Linked DNA regions of Homo sapiens: region 2 is linked to region 1. Evidence: chromatin loops called from intact Hi-C (ENCODE). Cell type or tissue: gastrocnemius medialis. All regions are shown on one strand. Links, peaks and the distances in the headings refer to the core of each region. The heading gives the core; the rest is flanking DNA.

The links. Peaks named below come from ENCODE experiments on the same cell type or tissue, not always from the same donor. Only the 100,000 strongest peaks of a DNase experiment are listed, where the experiment ranks them.
Region 2: a loop joins it to region 1, with 2.4 times the contacts of the local background. A loop is called at or near these places in 31 of 110 quality-filtered maps.

What each region holds. Positions count from the first base shown.
Region 1 is chr4:145,837,129-145,845,128 of GRCh38, reverse strand. The region is part of intron 7 of ZNF827 (zinc finger protein 827); the gene reads left to right. Among named protein-coding and RNA genes, the nearest start is that of ZNF827, 98 kb to the left of the region's middle. RefSeq lists enhancers at 6,259-6,782, 6,783-7,307. In gastrocnemius medialis, for the core only: a CTCF peak has its summit at 4,750 (motif pointing left); a DNase peak (open chromatin) is centred at 2,728; H3K27ac peaks cover 2,010 bases.
Region 2 is chr4:145,938,583-145,955,311 of GRCh38, reverse strand. It overlaps ZNF827 (zinc finger protein 827), which reads left to right and starts at 16,489. Exons shown (of 15, transcript NM_001306215.2): 1 at 16,489-16,729. RefSeq lists an enhancer at 1-653. In gastrocnemius medialis, for the core only: no CTCF peak of the experiment used is centred there; a DNase peak (open chromatin) is centred at 9,721; H3K27ac peaks cover 2,192 bases.

The sequences.
Region 1 (8,000 bases), core at 1-8,000:
CAATTTCTGAGTTAGCCCAAGATATGAGCTTTACAGGATGATCAAGAGCAATACACATTTTTAGGATGAACAACTAGGAACAGTAGAAACTAGCTGGGAGCTACCAAGCAGTCTTTAAATCAAGGAACTTTGCTTTCCTGAGCAAACAGAGAAAGATTCTTCCTGATGGGAACAGTTGCTGGGTTTTGTGTTTCTAATTCTTGCAACAAAAGGTACAAGATATTTTTCTTTTTGATGTCTTATTAATCGACCTCAGAGCATCATCAGGCCTGTGGACAGTACTCATTTAAACTTCAACCTGAGGTTTTAAAAAAATATTCCATTAATTGGAGTTTAGGAATGTCAAATTTCAAAGAGCAATTAAAACAGAGCCAGCTTGCCTCACACTGGGTTTATTTTATTTATTTATTTATTTATTTATTTATTTATTTATTTATTTATTTATTTATTTGAGACAGTCTCACTCTGTTTCCCAGGCTGGAGTGCAGTGGCCCAGTTTTGGCTCACTGCAGCCTCCACTTTGCAGGCTCAAGCCATCCTCCCACCTCAGCCTCCCGAGTAGCTGGAACTACAGGTATATGCCACCATCCTCTGCTAATTTTTGTATTTTTTGTAAAGACAGGGTTTCGCCATGTTGCCCAGGCTGGTCTCAAACTCCTGAGCTCAAGCGATCTGCCTGCCTCGGCCTTCCAAAGTGCTGGGATTACAGGGGTGAGCCACCGTGATTCGCTCACACTGGGTTTATATAGTTTTAGGGAGAGGAACCTCGTTCTAATAGAACAGAAGAGTGGTATGTATTAGTCTTGTGTCTGTATATAAGTATACAGAGAGAAAATGAGAGTAGGAAGATGGACTGCAGATTGTATTGGGAAATGGCTTTCGGGGGATGGAAAGGCTATTTTGTATATTAAGTTTGATGCCCAAATAGAAGATGTGAACTCCCATGGAATCCATCCTGCCCCCTCCTACATCTAACCTTTAAGCTATTTAGTGTATGTGCTTGTGTCTGTGGGTCTAAACACTGATGAAATTGGACAGATTAGTAGACCTTGAAAGACAGCAGACTAAACATAAAAAAATATTCATTTTAATTTGCTGCCATAGGATTCTTGAAGTGTTATAGGTTAAGTCCCCTAGAGATGGAGATTCTCGTGGAAGTGCTTTATTGAGGGAATGCTCTCAGAGGAACCTGCAAGGAGGTGATGGGGGCAGAAGACGGAGGAAAGAGAAGGAGAAGGAGCTGAGAGGAAGGATGTGGTTTTAGCTGGTTTCTAACTAACTTCAGCTGCATCCCCCAGGAAGGTTCACTAGCTTCAAGTAATCCCCTGCAGGGGATGTATAACCTCCCATGTTAGGGGGTTCCAATGGGGACAGCGGTTCTCACTTATAGTTATCAGGCAACACTTACGCAAACTCCGGGGTAGGTGCATTCGTGCCAGAGGGAGGATCTGGGCAGGACCCCACTAGCATGATCTATGGAGGTTTCTGAGGGCTCTTTAAGATTACATAATATTTATACAACAAAAAGATGTGCTGCAAGACCATATTATTTTATGCTCTTTAGGTGTTCTCTAGGAAGAGGTAAGAGGAGGCCCCAAGTTGGCCCCATACAAAGATTTTAATGTGCCTCAAGCCTAAACTGCCTTGGCTGGAGCTGAAGCATGATTATAGGATAGAAGAGAAAAAAAATTTTTTTAACCATTTGGCAAAAATGATGCAATCCTTAAATTCTCCTCTTTCTGGGAGATTATGAGTAAGAGGAAATCCGAATTAGATCTTTTGCCCAAAGCAAAGGAAGAGGTTCTTCCTGTGAGCTCCCGGCATGATATGGTGTTTAGAAATCAGTGTTAAAGAATTCTTGGCTTATAGTTCTACAAAGTCCTCGGTGTGGTTTTTTTTTTTTTCCTTTGAGTAGAGGCAGCTTACTTGATTAGCCTATCCATAAATAGATCTCTTTTTTACCTCTCGCCTTATTACTTCAGGTGGAATAGAATAAAATTTTTATGCCAAGAAATCCTCTTTAACCTGAGTTAACTGATATCAGGAACAGAAAAAAAAATGCCAATTTTCTTTCTTCTTTCCTGACTCCTGTTTTAGAAGGAACTCTTACTCTGCAGGTACAAGATCAGTGTGTGGATTATGCTTTAAGGTGTGATTTGTAATACATTTCAAAAAGATTTACATCAAACCTCTGAATTTCTGTATCTTCAGATTTTTAAGTACTAATGGAGTGTTTATTTAGTAATCATATCTTCTGTGTTTGATTTCCTAGAAGAAACTGATCATTCAGAAGGACGGTTCATGATTGGAATCAAGTTCAGAATTTTTCGCACTTTGAGAATAGCTAGGTATATTTAAGGTAGTTTCGTTTGTAAAGGGCAGGCCTGAGCACAGCACTGAGATCAAACCTTCCCTTGCCTTTCTCATGCTGATGAATGCCTACGCTCCTCCACTCCTTGCCATCTCCTGATCCTAGGATCTGGATATCCAAGGACATGAGGTAGGGAGAAGAGACACAAAACTGAAGAAAGGAGCTGACTCTATCCCTGCCTCTTATAAACCCACAGCTTCCCTCACAATTGTTTATCGTTATTTATCTCGATGCTCATTTCAACCACAAGACTAAGGAAAAGTGTAGCAGCCCAAGAGGAAACACTCTGTAGCTTGGCATTCCAATATGTGCTTGCCAGTGAGTCATGGGAGTGCTGATGCCCGTGTCCTGCACCAAGAGAACACGAAGTCCACGGATGTGTGCTGTTAACTCTCCATCCCGTATGGGTTGGTGACTGCACTTTCCTCACCATCAAATCCTCCCTCCTCACACCTGTCCAGTGGCAGCTCTGCCCCTTGTTGATACCTCTGTTATACGAAAGGTAGATAAGGAGAGTGAAAATAATGGGAGACAGTATTCTTTGCTGGCAATTTTTTTAAAGGGGTTTAGGTGAAGCTAAAGGTTGAAACTAATAACTACCAAGTTTCTGGATCACTGGATCTCTACCTCATTTTTAAAAACTCTTATAATGGAAAATTTCAAACATATACAGAAGTATCTGTCATCCAATCCAACAATCATCAATTAATGATTTATGATGTTTTATCTATCTCCCTCCTCTACTTCCCCCTCCCTGTAGATTATTTTGAAGCAAATCCCAGACATCATTTTAAGAACTGGTTTGAGAATGCCATTTTTTTGTTTTGTTTTTTTTTTTTATCCTAAGAACTTAAACTCAGCTGCTTAAATTAGGATAATCTTCCCAAAAGTAAAGGAGAAAAACAATCCACCAAGGCACACCGTGTAGCCAGGCAGAAAAATCAATCTACTTAGCAGCTTGAATGATTGAATCATGTGGTCCTGCTCACCAGTGCCTTAACCTTGTCCCTCCACCCTTGTTTGTGTCCTCATCGGGGCACTTCCCATTGAATCAGTCCTTTAGATGCAACTTCACCGTAAATGCTAAAACAGCAGTCTTTTTCCTTGTTTAACCTCAGAGTCTAGAAAATTCAATGCAAGTGTAAAGAAGGCTGTGGGTCTCCTTTGAGATAGTGTGTGGACTGAGTGTTGTTAATGCCACTCTATCTGACAAATGAGATGAGGAGAGAGTCCCGGCCAGACCCATGAGAACAGAAGGACCAAACATTTCAGACTAATAAAATCCTGATTTTTCTATTTCCTTTCCCAGCACAAGCCTAGGTTCTACAGGGAGCAGATAACTAGCTATTATGATCATTTGGTAGATGAAAATACATGAGGCATGATATCATAATCAGATCTCAAAGTTTAATGGAATAAAAAGAAGATCTACATCCTTTGACATGGACCATCACCCAGCCAGATGCTGGATAAGATCGAGATAGGAAAATGGAACCCTAGAGTAAGAATCAGATAGCTCCTGGCAGGTGAATTGGACATGCTCAATGTTGTGTAACACCATGAACTTCAAACAATGGCTGCCAAGAACCCTCTCTTGGTTATTTGTTCTCTCTTTTCTCCATTAATAATTCAGTGTCCATGGGGGTATAAAATTGCAGGCCTATAACAAATACTTTCTCACACCTGGCTTGCTTTGTTCCAAAAGCAAGGAAGAGTTTGCCTGAATTGTTCTTTTCTCCATTACTAGACAAAAAGCAGAAGTGGGAAAATCAGAGAAAGATAGACTCATATCGTGCTGTGCAGACCAATATTTAATTTGCCCAATTTTCAGAATTTGAAATGCAGGCTATTTTTCTGTGATTTAGATAATGGCACATAGTGTTTACTAAAAGACATATTCACTTGGAATCATCCAATGTAAAATTTTCCTTTGTGATGGTTCGGATGCGTGTCCTTAAATATTTATGATTCAGTAATAGAAATTGCACAAATTTGTAAAAGCATGATGTGTTGCCTCAATTCGCACAATTTTCCCTTTTTAGTTCTTTGGAAGGAATAAAAGAATAATGCTATATTACCTTAAAAAGTAAAATATTACTTTTAGAGAACACTGAATTAGACAGAAGCAATTAAGAAAAGAAACCAGAAACAGAGCAAATGAAATTGATATCTAAGGAGGTCTCCATATATTCTCTTTACCCTTTACATGTTGTGACTTTAAAATTAAATGCAATGAGCATTCTATTTCCAAAGAATGGAAATTGCTACTAATTTCACAGAGTCCCTTCAGTTAGGACATTCATTTCTTTTTGGTGAAGTCAAGGCTGTTTTGGGGCCTCATGGTGCCATTGTACATTTTAAAAAGACTCCCTCCCTTAGTACACTGCCATCTACTGGAATATTGTCACAATAAATCTGATGTCTGTGACGTTAATCATGCCCCTCTAGATGTGGTGCTTTTGTGCAGTGCACAGCCTACACCACTATCTGCAGCTGCCCTGACACACATGCGGACTTGAGAGTCTTTTCATTGGCAATACATTCTTTGCTACTTATCTTTGAGCTTCTATTTTTCAAAGAAATTAAAACTGATCCTTGAAAACAATGGAGATACACACACACAGAGCCTGAAATTACTTTGTGCATTGTTGCCATTTGGATTTGTTTTTCCTTCCCATTTCACCAAGCCCTTTCTCAGTACTTTGTTCTATTCCTCTACTCCATTGTCCTATAGATATTTGCTCTCTACCATTTTTCCTCCCTTCGTGACATCTATACCGAAATGTTATATTGGAACGATATGCTTCCAGAATGGTTCTGTGTTGTGTTACTCTTAAGAGGCAAATTTAAATCTCCTTTTCAGGATCTGAAGAGGGCTGTGCCTTTCTTTTCATTTCCCATGGACACTCCCATCTTTATTTCTACTGGCTTGCAATAGTATTCTCTCGTTTTTATAACTCCTAATAGTCAGGAATGAAGTGTAAATTGGTAAGTCTCTGTCAGTGGACATCCAGAGACTGTGTTCCCCTCTAGCTGCCTTTGGCAGGTTATGCAAGAATGATATAACCAAAAAGTAGGTGAGGCTTAGATGCTGTTCTTATCTGGAATTTTCTCTGAAGAGTGTCTTCATGATTGTTAGTAGAAATATATCAAGTCTTTCAAGGGTTGGCCTCTGTAAAGCAGCCCTCTTGCATGATGCAGTGGGCCAGGAGACCATCCACATTTCACTAGCATCGTCTGTAACTTCCACATGACAGAGGCTTGCATCACTGCAGAGAAGACTAAGTTCATCCGTTCTGAGCTCACCTCAGCAGAAAGCTCAATGTCTTTGTTTGTGTATAAAGTCAGATTCCTGCGGGAGATCCTCCACAAGCTGACATTTCAAGTATCCGGATGTGCAGGGTTCACTTCCTTGGTCTGCGGTTGGCTCTGGCACCCCCGGTCTGGCCTCTCCACTGCAGCGGCCCTCGACAAGGCCTGGCATTGTGCTCCTTGTCCCGAGAAGTTTCCGGGCTCCACAGTGCATGAATGCTAGAGCAGCAGCAACAGAAACTTGTTCCTTGAAAACTCAGTGTTAGGTTGTACATACTGGCCCACCTGTAAGACAATCTGAAATAGGAGGCATTTATACTTTTCAAAGAAGAAAATACTAAACATGAAAAATACGTATATGTTCCTAAGATGCTGTATTTTTCTTCTACAATATTGCATACAACCTCTTCCTTCCATAGCTTTCAGACTTCTGAAACTGAAGCAGACTGATACTGAGGGTCATAATTGAGATGTAGTTGTTTCTGCCTGTGTCTTTTACAATTGTCCCTCAGAGCTTTCTCTTTAAAAGACCGAGTCTTTTCAAAAGTAAAAGATACTAAACAGTAAAATTTAATGGTTGTTTTTAACTTTTAAAAGTAACTTATTTCCAGATAATATAGGAGCACATAAAGAAAATGTATTTTTAGTCCTACTACCTAGAGACAGCCACTGCTAAGTTGGTGGTGTGTATCCTTGCTGGATTTTTTTTCATTTATAACTGAGTCCTACTACATATACAGTTTTATAATCTTCTGTTTTCACCTAACAATATATAAGATTGTCCATTTTTCCATGGACATTCTCAATGTTATTCTTTTAATGTTTGCATAGTATTCAGGTTTGCCTGTGTTATAATTTATTTAATCAGTCCCTTGTTATTGAATATCAAGGGTCCCCCCCCAAAAAATTGTTAATATAAACAATGGTGGGATAAAATGACTTTTCATGCGCGTCCCTGTGAAGAGACCACCAAGCAGGCTTTGTGTGAGCGACATGGCTGTTTATTTCACCTGGGTGCAGGTGGGCTGAGTCCGAAAAGAGTCAGCGAAGGGAGTTAAGGGTGGGGCCGTTTTATAGGTTTTGGGTAGGTAAAAGAAAATTACAGTCAAAGGGGTTTTGTTCTCTGGCGGGCAGGAGTGGGGGTCGCAAGGTGCTCAGTGGGGGTGCTTTTGAGCCAGGATGAGCCAGGAAAAGGACTTTCACAAGGTAATGTCATCAGTTAAGGCAAGGACCAGCCATTTACACTTCTTTTGTGGTGGAATGTCATCAGTTAAGGTGGGGCTGGGCATATTCACTTCTTTTGTGATTCTTCAGTTACTTCAGGCCATCTGGGCATATACGTGCAAGTCACAGGGGATGTGATGGTTTGGCTTGGGCTCAGAGGCCTGACATTCCTGCCTTCTTATATTAATAAGAAAAATAAAACAAAATAGTGTTGAAGTGTTGGGGTGGCGAAAATTTTTGGGGGGTGGTATGGAGAGAGAATGGGCGATGTTTCTCAGGGCTGCTTCAAGCGGGATTAGGGGCGGCGTGGGAACCTAGAGTGGGAGAGATTAAGCTGAAGGGAGGTCTTGTAAGGGGTGATATTGTGGGGATGTTAGAAGAAACATTTGTCGTATAGAATGATTGGTGATGGCCTGGATACGGTTTTGTATGAATTGAAAAGCTAAATGGAATAACAGAAGGAGAAAAACAGGTATAAAAGGTCTAAGAATTGGGATGACTCAGGATATCTGATTAGAGAGTGCTTAAGGAGATTCGGCATAGTCCTGCCAGCAAAGATTATTTATTTACTTCAAGAGTTTAGAGTGGCAGTTTGGGGATAGCACCAGGAGATATCAGCTGTGATGCCTTGGAAAAACAGTGTAAACCGGCAGTGTAAACAAGAGCAGGGCATGTATGAGTAGTTGAGAACGGTGAATAGGAGTATGACTAGACAGAAAATAGTAGGGATGACAAGTTTTTTTTTGGTGGGGGGCACAGTCTAAGTTGGTCTGGTGTCTGGAATGAGACTGGGGCCTAATAAAAAGGAGCGTCTATACAGGAGCTTAAATGGGCTGTACCCTGTAGCATTCTGAGGACAGGCCTGAATTCTGAGAAGGGAAAGTGGTAAAAGTATTGTCCAGTCCTTTTTAAGTTGGTGGCTGAGCTTGGTGAGGTGTGTTTTAAAAGACCTTTACTTTAGTCCATTCTACTTTTCTTGAAGACGGAGGACCATAAGGGATATAAAGGTTTCACTGAATACTAAGAGCCTGAAAAACTGCTTGGCTGATTTGACTAATAAAGGCTCGTCTGTTATCAGACTGTATTGAGGTGG
Region 2 (16,729 bases), core at 6,205-14,204, 100 kb before region 1:
GGCAGAGAGGTGAGCAAGATTCGATGGACTTTCAGAACACGTCATTGACAGGAACTTTCTCTCTCCTCTGATCCCAACACCATAGGCCCGGAGGAAGGCAATTTTGCTCTTCTGAGTGGGCCGTGGTCACCAGGGAGGCTTGAGAGCATTCGGTCTCCTCTTTATCTCTAAATAAAATAAGACATCTGGCAAGCTCTCTTGCCTAACTAACACCTTAAGCCCAGACAGAAAGTCATCTGGCATCTACCCAACTTCTCTGAGTCACTGAAATGACTTGCTTAAGATAACCTGGTCAGAAGCAGCTGCAGTAAAACGACTTACTCCTCCTATACAGCAACATCCCCTGGGCACAGATTCCCTCCTTTCATGAACGAAGGTGATTCACTCCATACTCACACCCATTGCTCAGGCCAAAGTTGGGTTAAAAACAAAATTAATATCCAGCATCTTCTCTTAAAAAAAATGTTTCGATAAAATGAACTTCTCTGTCTTGCTTGCCTAACAGAACATGAGAATTGTGAGGAAAAGAGTCTCTAATTTTCCTCCACATTGCTAACAATCTTTTTGCATTGTCCCTAGACAATCTAATACTTAGCATACTTCTCTGCAACCTCTTAGTTCATGTCCAGGCCTTTTATGCCAAACCAATCCATTACACTTTCTTTCTAGAGCCAAGAGGAGTGGACATTTGTTTTTTTGGTCACTCAGTGTACATACACCCTACTTCCTGTAACTGCAGTCAGGGGAGCACCTGTCACTCATTCTTGGTCCCTGTGGCTCAAAGGCATCACTCCATCCAGGCCTAGAATGGTCAGTGCATGATCACACTTTCCTGGGTACTGCAACTGGGTCCAAGGTAGGTAAACGGCCAAGTCAGAGCCCATAAGGAGCAGTGAGTTCGAGCAGATACTTCTAGGAAAGAGACTTTCTTTCTTCCTGTGCTGAATTTGAGAGGGCAAAGAGGTTAGAGCTGTGCCTTCATTTGCTACAATATAGAGTCTGTGATGAAAGCCACCCCAGCAGGAGGAGTTTCTGAGAAAGAGAGAGTAACCAGGTCCTGAATATGCTGTTAGAGCTCTGAATACAGGAAGGACTGAAGCAAGCCAATTCCTGGGCTTTTCAAAGAGCCATTAATCCTCTTTTTATCTTAAGGCAGGATTTTGCAACCAGAACGGTCATACCTGGCACTCCAAGTATCATCCCAGAACTCTGTTTTCTAGATGCTGGCTATATTTACATGCTCTCTCCTTTGCATGTTAAAATGATCCTCCTCTTAGAGTCTCTAACAAATGTCCCCTGGTTGAAGCCATCCTCGTTCATTCTGTTCAATCCAATGGTGAAGCATAAGTTCTTCACATGTTGACAGCATCTTCTGTATCTTTCTCTTCTTCCCATTCATCCTTTTTCAATCCAGCAGTGATTTACAGAGTGCTCAGTACATGCTCTTAGAAGGCATGAGGGATGGGCAGCCTCAGCCTGAGCCTCAGCCCCAGCAAATACACATAATTGCAGAACAGGTGGTGTTCACCAGGACAGGAGAATGCAAAAAGTGATGCAGAGCACAGAGCAGGGGTCCTGGTTGGAAGGACTGGGGCTCCTGGCATGTCTCCAGCCCTCCAAAGATCTTCCGTAAGGTTGGACGTTTGAGCAAGAGAGCATTTTCCATCTTCCCTCATGCTCACTTTTCATTCTCCTTATATATTGAGAGATGACTACTTTGGAATACAGAAGAAGTATCCCAGGCAGAAATTCATTCCACTTGGAACATACATTTATGAGTATATCTACCATATGCCTGGTACTTTCTGGGACCTGAGAACAGAGTACCTTAGTGTCACAGAACTTATGCTCTAGTGGGACAGACAGGCCACAAACAAGTAAAACATAAATATCTAATTGATATCAGATGCTTAAAAGAAAACTAGAGCATGGTAGATGGATTAGAGCATGGTAGAGGGATGGAGACGCTTGGCTAGAGTTGACGTGTGGGCCTGTCTCAGGTAAGGTGATGAGAGAAAGCCTCTCTGAAAAGAATGTCATTTTTGCAGAAACACAAATTAACTGAGGCTGTATGTCACATGGATAGCTAGGGAAGGAACATTTCAGGCAGAGAGAAGCGCAACTGCAAAAGTCCTGAAAGATCCAACTTCTCCATCGGGCGCTGTAGACACAGGGCCTATAATACTTTTAGGGGCACACAGAAATGCTTTAATTCTTTCCACATCAGAAGAAAAAATGAACTTTCAGGTCCAAAAAATGTTTTAGTACATAATATGTGTATGTTCATCTTTATACCCATGCAGTGGTAGAATATAATTTTGATTTTTTTTTCTTTTATACTGGAGGAATAGGCCCAAGAAAGTCACAATGCAGCTCTGGGCTTGTTAGGAGAAGAGCAAGGCTATGTGACCAGAGGAGTCAGGGTGGAGGGATGGTGGCAGGAAGTGAGCTCAGATGTGCAGGCAGGGATACAGGCAGGTGGAACATCAGGTCTGGAAAGCTAGATTTGGGAGGTAGGCAGCTAAAGGGGGAGAAGAGGGGCAAAGAAAAAACCTGAGTACGCAGAATTTTTGATGTTGCTAGAGTCCTCAATTGGAACATTGAATATTCCTGACCACTTTAAGCAAGGGGCTTCTAATGACTTTTTAATTTTTCTGCAATTTAAATGAATAACTTCTTGTAGGTTACCAACTCCACCTGAATCTTGAGATCAGCTTCTGTTGCATCTAAGCTTGATGTTTTCCTTCTGACCTTCTACCCTGCTCCACTGTGGAATAGAATAGCGACTTAGAATGATGTTGAGGCATTTTGCGATATTCAAATGCCATAAAAATGTGGGTTGTTGTCAGGATGGTTAATAATAATAAGTAATAATGCTTCTGCCCATGGATGGACTTCGGCTTAGAGACAAATAACCTTTTTTGCTGGCTCGCCTACCTTGTGTCCATACCCAGCATAATCAGGAATCTCTCAGCCACAACCAATATTTCAGGATTTGTCAAGCTGTGTTGTGAACTCATAACGTTTATGACACTGCTTGTAGCTTCTCATTTACTAATACCAGCAATATTTAAAGCTCTTAATAGTAAAGGCCTGAGCCGCTTGCTGCATCATCCCTTGGCTTTCCTACATCCTGTTGAGACAATTGAGGTCATCTCTCATTTTCTATTGTGCATACTCATATTTAACATGACCTAGTGGAACTGGAGCCTGTGCCAGCAAGCTAGGAACTCCCAGCATCCCCCAGACCTCTCAAGGTCCTTTGCAAAGCTGGTTGTTTGAGCAAGGAAGCCTTTTTTCTGCCTCTCTTCTTAGAAGGAAATAAGTTGGGATGCCTTAAAGTCTGTGAGGTCAAAAGGGCTCACAGATTTTGTCAGAGCTTCTTTAGGAAGTCACTTTTTATTGCATCCTCCTGTATGGTCAAATACCAAATTTAAAATCATATAAAAGGGCTTCTGAATTTTAGGGTTAGGGAGGACTTTACAGGAAGGAGGACAATCAGTTTTAATGATACCTGGGGGTAAGAAGAGCTCTATTAAATGCCTACTGTCCCAAAATATAAACTTGTAAAACTACATTTACTTTTGTAAATGTTATCAGAGAAAGTGATGGAAAGATGTAAAGAAAAAAAATTGTTTTAGCGTCTCTACTTTTTGAGCCTCATCTGATTTCTGACAGATACAGCTTCCAGATGGAAAAGCCTGTGGATAAACCAAGAAGCCCCCTTTAGGACCCTTTTCAACTACAGGTTAATTTTCAGTGGAAACTCAAATTCACCCATGTTGCAGTTCCAGAATTCAGAAAGAAATGAAAGTGTTGCTGATAGTTCTGCTTTGAACATGTCTTATCATGGAATAACAGTCCTGGGCATCTCTTTTTGTTTGATTATTTTCTTCGACATTATCATTTGCAAATAAGTGAGCCATACAAATGATGCTAGAACCCCAATCCCTGAGGGTCCCTGAGAAAATGAGATGCAGCCTAAAATACCTGAGTTGTGAAATTGGAGAAAGCCCCCCAGCAGCCTGGTACTTAGAGTGAAGGAGGTGATCATCCTGCACTCCTTCACCTGTCCACTGCATCTGGTCCGGGTGCAGGGCACGGTGAAAGGGCAGCTTCAGAGGAGAACAGCAAGGATGCAGGAAAGGAGAATGGAGGAGTGCGAGGGCTGCTCTCTGCCAGTATTTGGAGGATAGTCATGTAAAAGAGCAAACCTATGCTCTGTGGCTTCAGAGGGCAAAATAAAGCACAGAGAGTAGAGAGTGAAAATGCTAGATTGCCTTATTTCATTTTTTTAACTATGGTAAAATAAACATAATAATTTTCTATTTAAAACATTTTAGGTGTACAGCTCAATGGCATTAAGTACATTCACACTGAGGTACACCAACTATCTCCAGAACTTTTTCATCTCCCCGAATGGAAGCTCCATACCCATTAAACAATAACTCTCAATTTACCCCCTTTCCCAGCCCCTGGCAACCACCATTCTACTTTCCATCTTTATGAATTTGACTACTCTAAGTATCTCATATGAGTAGAATCATACGGTATTTGTCCTTTCATGTCTGGCTTCTTTCACTTAGCATAATGTCTTCAAAGCTAACCCATGTCATAGCATGGGACAAGATTTCCCTCCTTTTAAGGCTGAATAATATTGCAGTTATGTATACACCACATTCTGTTTGCTCATGTATCTGTCAGTCAGTGGGCATTTGGTTTGTTTCCACCTTTTAGATACTGTGAATAATGCTGCTATGAACATAGATAAACAAATATGTTTGAATCCCTACTTTCAACTCTTTTGGATATATACTCTGAAGTAGAATTGCTGGATTACATGGCCATTCTATATGTAATTTTTTAAGAAGCCACGGTGGCTGTACCATTTTATATTCACAGCAGCAATGCACAAGGATTCCGACTTTTCCACATCTTCAGCAACACTTGTTATTTCATGCTCTTAATTTTTCAGATAGTGGCCATCTAACGGGTATAAAGGGAAATGCTAGATTTTGACTGACTCTTAAGAAACAATGATCTCACAATACGATCTGTCCAATTAGAGTCTGCCTCATTACTAAGTATGATCATATCAGAAGTTAGTCTAGATAAATGCAAGTCTAGTTCCAAAATTGAGAGTCTGTGAATATGTGACACAGTGGTATTTGAGGACCTTATTATTTTGTCTATTTTCTGGTCTGATGCATATAAGATAACGCATGAATTGCAATGGTTGGTTGGGAGTTACATGTGTATAACACATGATCATCACAAACTGATGATCAACAGATCTGACCTGCAGATACATTTTGTTGAGTATATATGTCCCAAAACTTGGAGATTTCTCGATAAAATTTAGATATCCCGCTTCTCCTATAAGATGGGAAAACACAGCAACAATGGGCTTACAATCCCTGGAATGAGAAACAGGAGGTTCCCTCCTCACTGTCCTGCTCAACAGTGTGTGACCTGCTGCCCCAGCCCGGCTGTGCATTTAAACAAGCTACCCAATTATAAACAAGTGGTAGATGTCGGTGACTTATGTACCTTAGGAGCTTTCCATAAGATACAAGCCCTTTGACCAAAGCATCTGAAACAGGAGAATATTACCACATTAATCATTTTTCCAATATTCATATATTTAATTACTTTGTTTTGTTAATTTTTAAACAAAAGTAACCAGTAAAGTCTAAGTCGTTACCCTTAGAGCCTTTTACAAAAATGGTCATCACTTGCCATTATGATATTTGTTCCATAAGAGCAAGGGCCGTGGATATTTTCTCACACAGTATACTCAAAGCCTAGGTTGTATGATAACATTAGCCATTACTCTGAGTACAGAAATATTATTGTTTGTTGTTTTTAATAAGTTTTGAGTATATTTTGTGGTGGACTGAAAGCAGTCATCCAAATCAGTAACAGGATGACACAGGTACTTAAAATAGTGTGTGATTAAAACCATTCATTCAAAGCACATCAAGACAACAAGACCTGTTTTGTGACTTTAGTTCTTTCAAGGGTAAGACTTGAACCCAAGATTGGGTTAAACATTATCAAAATTTGTGTATGTGGGCTTGTTTTGTTTCGTTTGGTATAAAAATCATTTTCTGAATTCAGAGAAAGTGCTAGTTTATAAAGTAAATTTAGTTTTTGATACTATTATTCCAGCTTTCTTTTTTCTTCTTTCTCTTTCCTTCTTTCTTTCAATTTTTAGTTTTCCTTGCCTATCTGGTTTTTTTGGACAGTGATAAAGAAGTGTTGAAAGGGAAGAAGTAGTCCTCATTCAGAACTATAGTTTTCCATAGGACTATAATGTAGAGTTGAAAGTAATCCAGTGTGGGTTATGATTTATGTCAGATGAATGCCAGATAATTCTGGGTCATTTATTTTGTTTCAGGAACAACAATAGGGGAAGGAGAAGGAGAAGGAGAACAGGTGGGTTTAAAAAATCAAATCACGAAAACCTCAATAAATGTTTTATAACTGAAATTTATAACTGAATGAATGCCACAATGCCTAAAATTCCTGCTGTGAAAGTTACTGCTGTGGGATAAAGCATGGGGAATCCAGAAAGCAGAGGTAATATATTCAGATTTTTCCTCTAGCAGCCAAAGCAAATGAAAATGTTTCCCCTGGGAATCTGGGGATAGAGCCTGAAGAAGGTTCTGGGCAAAATTTCTTTGAAACCTTGCATTTTGACTTAAAGTTCATGCAGAGTTTGGACCTCATGGCATATCCCATGCCGTCAGGAGCAGCAGCATATACCAGCTACAGTGCTTAGATTCAGTTAGACCCCACAGCAACCTCATGTAAGGGAAGTACAATATTGTCATTGTCCTCATCTTTAATGAGAAAAACCAGAGTACATGGTATCTCCATACATATCTTAATAAAAGTACATTTTAAATTATTTCAAAGTTAAATTGCTTAACTTTCAACAAACGTATCAGCAAAAGGAGCATTCCAGAAAGATGGCCATATTTATTCTATGACATCTTTTACTTTCTGGGTATTTCAAAGGTATCCCTGTTGGTAAAAGAGGATATGCTATTTGTATCACTGAAGACATTGGCATTGAGTAGCTAACTTACTTTTGTTGCGGTTCAAAAAAGTTTTAAATTATAGTAATAATATATGTTTCACTGTTAAAAACTTGGAAAATAGAAAAAAATGAACTCTCGTTATCCTGTTAGCTATCATTTTGGTAGAAAAAAAGCATGAGGAAGCCTCGGGAAATGGAAAGGAAAAAAAAAGAACAGTTATATTTTGAATAAAGAAAGATTATGGGACCATCTATCAGGAGAGGTTTAAGTGGGACAACACAGTGGTATTTCTGGTTGCTAAAAGGACCGGTACTGCTGAGAGAGCAAATGGCATCAAACATTCCAGAAGTGGAGACAGGAGAAAGGATCGAGGAAACATCAAGGAAGGGGTCTTGGAGATCAGTGTTGCCCACTCATCAGTTTTGCTTACGTCACCTTAAATTTGTTCAGAGCATGGACCTGAGATGGTCCTAGATCCTGTGGCACCAAGGCTTTCCTTTGGGAGACTGACTCTACCTGATCATTACTCCTTCTCTGCACCCCTTCCCTGCCCTGCCCCCTGCCATAATCATCTACTAATGATGTACTTCGAATTTGTCTGAAGCCTAAATTACCTCTCACATAGCCTCATTCTCTGTTCTCAGAATTCCTGACTAGCCTGGAGAATTTCTGTACTTTAAAAAAAAATCATCCCAATTTTATGGGAAATAACAAAGAAGAGTTAAGTAAAATAAGCCACGGAGTTCAGTAAACTCCACAGGGTCAGGGGTAATATCTCTATTTGCTCACTGTGGTATTCCCAGTGGTTTTGGCCAGTGCCTGGCCCATAGTAGGTGTTCATTAGATATTTAGTGAACAAATGAAAGTACATTGTATCAGTCTGGGTTCAGGCAGAGAACAGAACTCATCCCTCATGATTCAAATGAAGAGGCTTTAATGAAGAACTCCTTACATAGTGGTGGGAACTCCTTACATAGTGGTGGGGTAAGGGAACTAATGAGGGCTGAGAGGCATCCAGGAATCACCATCTGTGGAAGGCAGTTACCAGCGCTAGGGCTGAACGGATGAGGAGAGGAAACAGTGTATTCCAAGTCCAGTGAAGTCTGCACTGTGCTAGAGGCTGTAATCATGGAAGGACAGAATTACAGCCAGAGACAAAGCATCAAAGCAGAGAGGGAGAAGAGAAGAAATATTCCCACCCTTCTGCCATCCCACTCTTCTCTCTTACAATTACCTCCTGTTGCCTGAATCCAGCTGTATATCAAGCCAGCCAGGGAGCTTGGGTGCTGCAGTCACTAGCGGTCAGTTCCTGGGGCAAAGATAACAGGGTAGAGAAGGGACAACAAGCAAAGGAGGCAAATGTGGCGAAACCAGCACAATGCTACTTCACTAGCACACGGGAAATTCAATGTCCATTTCTGCATGTTTAGGCTCTGGTTACTCTTAGAGATTACTTTGTTCTCTTTAATAATGTAACAATTGATATATACATGGGAGCTTATACTTGGTTTTCAGGAAACTGGAACCAACATTTCCTGGGGAGAGCACTGGGGCATCTGGGTCTACTCCTTCCCTATTAGACAAAAAACAGTCTCTTGGCATTTAGGACATGATGCATGGCCCATCTGTTCCTCAGGCTTCTGCCTGATTGATGTAGGGAGAGCGCTGTGGCTGTAATTAGGCTGTCTATAGCCCTCAAGTGCAAGTGGTCTAATTATGTGGCCTTGAGCAATTTCTTGCCTGGGTTATGCCTCAGTTTCCCCAGCCTTAAAGTGAAGAAAATATGGTTCACAGAGCTGATGTGAAGATGAATTAAATAGTCCTTGCTGATATAGTATGTTCCTTTTTTTTTCCTAGATAGAACTGTGTTGACACTCAAACACAAATACTGCTGAACACTTACATTATGCAAAAGTCACAACAAAGCTTCTCACGGACACTGCACTAAGAAGCGAACTCTCCAAAAAGCTGGGATATGTGAAAAATCAGTCAGCAACATAACCTTCCTCTAAAACAACAAGCAATCTGGCACAAATGAAGTGTGAATCTCCTGGGGTGCAGAGGCATGACCTTTGGAAATTAAGGAATTCCTGCAAAGCCTGTTGTCTGTTTTTCGGGACATCATTAATAGGAATTATATGGAGCCATTTCTGTGTATTCTGTGGGCCCAAGATGTGTGCCAAAGGAGCCTAGGTGTATGAGGCTTTTACACAATCATACTTATACTTGCATGGTGCAGCTTCTCTATGCTAGCCTAACTGCACATTAACTTGTTAATCTGTTCCCCAGACTCTGTTTACTGAAAGGATACTTGCTAGACCAGTTGTGCTTCAGACTCCAGGACAAGGATGTGAACTTTAGTTTATCCATTCTGTTCCTTCCTGTTATTTTGGGCAATTTGTAGGAATCATTTTTTTGTCTCAAACACTTCACAAAATTCCATTTCTCTCATTGTTCCCTGAGTGCAGTGTAAAAGAGGATGAGGTTTCAGAAGTTGCCTCTGTAAAAGCACCCATCCTTCTAGTGTGAAAAATGGCCCATGGACCTGCCATCAGGGAGCTGGGCTGAGTTGAGTGACTCATGGTTTTTGCTTTAAGAGTAAGAGAGTTGCAATGATACATTGACACTGGATACCTATGAACTCCACTGAAAGACTGCCTAAGACAATTGGCCAAGACTAAGTGTACCATTGCCCAACACTGAAACGGGATCTGAGCTTAGGCTACCTTCTTTCATGAAGGTATGAACACTTTATTTTGAAATGTCCACAAGGTTTCTTCTCAGAGAATGTAATACCTTTTTTAGGGCTTCCAGTTTTTTATCATAGTATCTATATTCTCAAGATAGAGTTGATCTATATGGTTTGGGGTTTCTTTTTGGTAAATTTTAAAGTTTCTTTCTAATCCCAATAGCTATCCTTCATTCACATTTAAAATGAACCTTCCAGGAGCTAGCAAACAATATCAAACCTACACTAAATTGTCTACACACAATATTTGAAAGCACTCGATTCCTTAAGTTTGTATATTGTGATTTCAAATGCTTCTACATTCTGGCTTACAAAATTGGTTTGCTTAAATACTTTAGGATGCATAAATATGCCTTTACAATGTCCTACATTTAAGCTCTAATTTTCTGGAATAGCCAAGAGCTCACTAGTCAGAGCTCAGCAAGCAGCATTGCCCAATGTTTTAGTTACTCTGACTCCTCATCTGTGGAATACCAGGGCAAAACAAAGTGATCTGCAAGGCACTTTCTGGCCATAAAGTTCTGTGGCTCTAATTCGAAGCTCTAATTTTGCCTCTTTACTAAAAATATTAAAGTAGGAAATGAAATGATGTCAAAGAGGGAGTGTATAATAGTTAACTCCCATGGCATTGCCATTTGTTGCTTTATACGAAAGGACTTTAAGTCCAATAAAAAGACATAGCCAAACTCTAGCACCAAAAGGACACAGATGGAGCTCAAGGTAACTTGGTCCTACCTTCCATGAGATAACCAACTACATAAAAATTGGCATAAAAATGGGCAGTGGTAGAAGTGGAATTCCAAAAATGGGGGTAGACAGAGGTGACCACAAATGGCAGAGACAGTAATCATGGAGGAGAAGATATAAGAGAAACGCACAGGAAATTTTTTTATTGGTTTCTGCTCCCATTGTACTTGCTGATCACCCAAAATCATGAGTCTGGGCATGTAGTAATTTTGTATTTTGTTATTCTTATAACCATATTGTAGTCTAAGGAAGATGTTGCTTGACATGTACATTGGGTAAACAACTTTGTCAAGATGCCATGGGTATGTGAACCATAGTGGGGGAAGAGGCTGGGGGAAGAACGTACAAAGGGACAGAAAGATGTTGCAGAGAAGCTGAATCAGAGCTGCCAGGAAGAGGGGCCGTCAAGGATGCCACATGCAAGAGGGGACTCACAAGGAGGCAGCAGTATGATTTGAGGCAGTTCAGAGGATGACTGGGCCAAGCAGCAAAGAAGTACATTGCACTATCAGACAAATCAGTTCAAAAATACATGAAAGTGGGGAGTAGCTGCTTAGGGGAGTTCCCATCCATGCAGATTTAAGAAAAAGGCCCAAGGAAGAGAAATGGACAGAGATGCTAAGAATCATGGCATGTAAGGGTTCGGAGACAAGAGTTTTATTTCATATTGTGGTTTAAGTTAGGAGTAAGCAAGGAAGAACTGAGTGGTTTTGAGCATCAGTGCTGACAGGATGAACCAGGTGAGGGAAACACACCACAGAAATCTGGAATTTGACCAATCTAAATATGACTTTGTACTCTGAAACATTCACATCAGGTGTTGGAGGTGAAGAACTATTGGGACGATATTTAGGGAAGGGGCCCAAGCCCATGGGTTAGAAGAAAGATATCCCAAATGCCCAGAAATGTTTCCTTTGCTGATTCCATCCATTCCCATGAAAGTACATATTACAGTAAAAGCCTACCCCTCTGTAAAGGATGGCAGGTCATCGTCACCAGATAGTGATTTATAACATGTCAAGTCCAGGCCAGGTGAGACGCCAGATCCATGTCTCTGTTTTGGGACAGGCATTCATTATTTAAAATGTCAGACTTGGAGCACATTTGGGGTAAAGAGTATCTCTTCTTAACTCTTGAGGCAGATGGTTCATACCCTGGGAAAGAGAGAGGGACCCTCGCTGGTTTTACTTTCCTAGAGGGTCTGAGGCTAGGAGAGACTTGGGCCTCTGTTCAGAGTAACTGGCCTCTCCACGTGGCTGGATAACCTGTTTCAACTAGAGTGGGTGAGCACCCTCTTCTACTTCTTGTATCCCATAAGGGATCTCATCAGAGGAGCTAATCTTGGGGTACACAAACTAACTCTCAGCTCCAGGGGCTTAGTGGGCTTCATTTTATGAAGAGGGTAAGCATGTTTACAATTGGATTCCAAGACCTCTGGTAAAGCCTCCATACCTGTCATTTTTCTCTTTAACTGCAACTTAATTTCTATGGCAGTGGTTCTCAAACTTTTTGGAATCAGAATTCCTTTATACTCTTACAAGTTTTTGAGGAGCCCAAGGACCTTTGTTTATATTGGTTATGTCTATTGATTGTTACTCATTAAAACTGTAGAATTTTTTAAAATTTTTATTAATTTATACATAATCAGAAACAATGCAAGTTAATACATTTTCATAAAAAGTAACTATTTTTTTCAAAACAAAACATTTCATAAGGAGATGGGCATGGTTTTACGTTTCTGAAAATCTTTGTAATATCTGGCTTAATAGGACACAGCTGGGTTCTCATATCTGCTTCTGCATTCAATCAATTGTGATATGTTGCTTTGGTTAAAGATGTACATGAAAGAAATCCAGTTTGATAAAGATACGTAGCTGGAAGAGGGTGAAGTACATTAATACCCTTTTTAGGTAATTGTGGATATTCTTCTTTGATACTACACCAGAACTTGATGAGTGGTAGTTTCTTAAAGATTACTTACAGTATAGAATCTGAAACCATATCAATGAATTTTTCATATTTTTTCACATTAAAACCCACTGATCTATCTTGTGCTTTGAATGGATCTTGTATTACAGCATGATTTGGTAACAGCAAGCATTGGTCATTTGGAAAATATTGGTTCACTGAGCTTTGCGGCTCTTCCAAAATCTTGAGACAATATCAAAAAGTTACATTTATTAATATCACCACCCATTTCATCAAAAAGGCCTATAAGTATCAGGAAGCTGTTACATTAATGGTGACGGATACAAGTTATCTAAGATTCTAATTTGTACTTGTAAATGCAAATATTGTCACTGCCAAAAAATAGTATGCATTGTTTTCTTTGAAATTTCAGGCTAACCTCATTTTTTTTTTTGAGAAATACCCCTCTCAGTTTGTCAGTCAGTCATCCTTTCAAGTAAAAATAGCATTCCATTAAAAAGTGGCTATTTCAAACAATCTCACAAGTGATTTTCCTTCAGACAACCTATGTATTTCAGTATGCAGCAGAAGTGCTTTATATGTATCTACCTTTTTGTCAACAAAGAATATTTAAAAGTCTTGTACTTAAGGATTGAGATGTAATACAATTAATAATTTTTACTGCTCTATCAAGGACATTCTTAGATGAACCTCCCTTTTTCCTTCCTCTAAGTGCATGATGGTGAAGAATAGGATCACTATTATACTTTTTGGTGCTCTGCCCTGATTAGTGCTAAGATGTGGCATTTTTACCCACCATTGCTTTTGCATCATCAGTGCAAATGTCAACACAGATAAAAAGACAAATAACATCTTACTGTTAGTATGCAAGTAGTTCTGACCTCATGGACTCTGGATAGTATGAAAGTAGTTTCGGACCTGCAGACCACACACTATTCTAGGGTAAGTGCTCCCTTTGTCTACTCATCGTTAGCAATATTTGAGCTTGAATAGATTTCACTTCTGTGAGAGTGTTTATGAAACTTCTTCTTAGAGTGCACAGTTTTGAGAAAATCTATTTTAATTTCACATTTGAGAGGTAATGGAGATGGGGGTGGAGAGAGTACTATAATTATTAAGATAAAATATGCTTTTTAAAGCTTAGTCCATGGGTGGGGTGAATCAAATAGAATATTCCAATCTGATGAGTATGGCCAACAATAATCAAAGCTCATGGTTCATGGGTATATATATCCCAAAAGCATACATTTCCAAAATTATTTATGCATTTGATTTTGAAATCCATTATCGTAACCCCCAAGTATTTATTTTCCTAATGTTTTTGTTAGTCTGACATTAAAATTAGTTTGTGTTCCCTGAGCATACAGCGATTGAGGGTGAGATGCAAATGACCTTGAAGAGTGTTTTATAGCATAAAGGTACCAACCTGAGATTGAAACGGAAATTGTTCTGTCCTTATTTCCATTTTCTATTGTTGTGTACTATTTCAAATAATTTTTGGAAAGAGGTGGAGGTATGAATAAATTCAATTTAAAAATGCTTTTGGCTGTTGATAGAACACCTATATAATTAAAAGTTGACAGCATTTTCCTGCATGCCTTTAAAAGGTCGCAGGAAATGTACTCTGCTTTGAGGAAAGGCCTAAAGTGTGTTTTCAATTATAGCAAACTAAACATTAGGAAGAGTCCTAGCAATTCAGAAAAGGTAGTGGTGTGTCTATGCAGAGTCATAATCCTGAACACCCTAGCCAAAGGTTCTGAGAGAGCAGTGGTGAAGTGTGGTGACCATTTTGTTCAGCTGTAAAGATTCTACACACTCAGAGCATTGGTCTACTTGGAAAGGATGGGCTCTAATTTATCATTAATATATTAATTTCAAGTCCAATGTCACCGACAATAGTCAAAATTATGGCAAATTGAATTTGACCTGAGTGGAAAGATAGTTATATTTCAAATTATAATGCAGGGCAACCTAACTACCAGTTTTTTAAAACCAACATTTGAGGAAGAACTGGTTTAAGGATGATGCTCCTTTTTTTTTTTTTTTTTTTTTTTTGAGATGGAGTCTCGCTCTGTCGCCAGGCTGGAGTGCAGTGGCCCGATCTCGGCTCACTGCAACCTCCGCCTCCCAGGTTCAAGCGATTCTCCTGCCTCAGTCTCCCAAGTAGCTGGGACTACAGGAGTGTGCCACTACATCCAGCTAATTTTTGTATTTTTAGTAGAGACGGGATTTCACCATGTTGGCCAGGATGGTCTCGATCTCTTGACCTCGTGATCTGCCCACTTCCGCCTCCCAAAGTGCTGGGATTACAGGGTGCTCCATTTTAAACTTGACTGCTCTCTGTTTTGGTTTTAGATTGAATTCATGCAGGTGTTTCAAACCTCGCTTTCAATAGCATTACTTGTTACTGGGAAGCTAGATCTTTTGGGGGGAGTTGGCAGGGAGGGGTTGAACGTGAGATTTCTCTATCAGTGAAAGACATCTTTTGGGAGATACAGCACTCTTTAAGCTTCACTTATAAAAGTGTGCAATATAAAGCCTTATTATTATTTTTAATAAGGCAAGTCAGAATTTAACCCCCATGGCTCTCTTTAACACCACTGAAGTTGTAAGAATTAACTCAACCTCAAAGAGGCATGAGTTATCCATGTAGGCTTATAGAGTGTCATTTTAATGTTCTATGTCTTTACTGTGCCTCCACTTTCTTTGATGAAAAGGTCTATTTAAAAATTGGTAGGAAAATATTTAACATAATAAGATGATGAGTCAGAGTTTTAAAAAAGCTAAAAAGGGAAGATGTAGTTAAATAATGCACCTTTTTATTTTCTAGCTACATGACTCATGACATATAATGTATTCTGCTAAGTTCAAAGTTTCCTCTTACAAAGAGAGTTTTATGAAACAACTCTTCTTCAGACCATTTTTATTTCAATTATAGTAGCAGGTTTTGGAGTTTAAATCATTAACAACCTCTGAGTGAACTTTTATCCAAATGACTGCAAGTCACAAAGAGAACAGTCCTCTTTCACCAAGTACCTTTTGTGCTCTAGTGAGACCCGTCCTTTTCTATTTTTCTCCTTTATGTCTCTCTTTGAAGAAAGATGTGTGATTTGTAAGGTAATGAAAGTATGTATCAGTTAATGAAAACTGCTATATTGGGCTCATAATGCACACTGGAATTGCTTCAGGGTAAACTTCATATACCTGCAGTATATAGCAGGGGAAAAAGTGAATTTCCGAAGTAAAGATTGCTGTGTGCACTCTAGGAGTATCACGTAGCAGTTAAAGCAACCATCAGGGGTGACCTAATCTTATTTTCCTCTCTTTGTCAAGTAGCTGTAATGTTCATTTAGGAGCATTTTTCAGTTTTAACTCCAGTGGACACTCCAAAACTGGGCACTTATTCTGTCAACTGTCAACCAAGTTATTGATTTCACCATATGTTGTCTTCATTTTTTTTAAATTAGTTTTTTTGGAATGTTTTTGAAGAGTGTGTGGGAGACGATAACCTCCAGATTTAAGGTGATGGGGTAGGGACAAAAGCCTGCAGAATTTCATACAGAACAAAATGTAGCTTAATAAACAAAAGAAAGTGAAGAGAGAAATTTATTTCCTTTTTAAAAGTCAGTAAAATAATGAACTAATCGTTGTTTAAAGAGTGAGAAAAACTTTTTCCCCCTAGATTTGGTGACTAGCGGGATAAATTTGAAGAACTCCATCCCACCCCCGCACGCGCGCCCCCCATTCTTTCCAGACAGAGCGGTTGTAAATCCGAGGCTGAGTCCGCCCTGGGAGCCTTGGGGCACTTTCCTCTTTGCTCTGTGTGTGTGTGTGCGTGCGTGTGTGTGTGTGTAGCTCTCGCTCTTTCCCTCAGTCTGTGCCTCTTGTGTGTGTGTGTGTGTGACAGAGAGAGAGCGAGAGAGAGAGCGCGAGAGGAGAGAGAGCGAGAAAGAGAGAGAGAGAGAGCAAGAGAGCGAGCTGTGAGCTGTGCTGCCGCCGCCGCTGCCCTTTGATCCCGACATTAGTGTTAGGGGCTCGGAGACACAGAGCGCGGCCATAGACACCGCCGCACCGGCACTCATTTATTTATACCTCCCATCACACACGCGAGCATAGGACACACACACACTCACACCTATTAGATCCGTTTCCATTGAAGAATATTACGCTCGGGGACAAGCCAGGTGCACGACCAAAAATTTAAAAAAAAAAAAAAAAGGAAAAAAGAAAGGAAAGAAAAGAAGAAAACCCCTCTTCT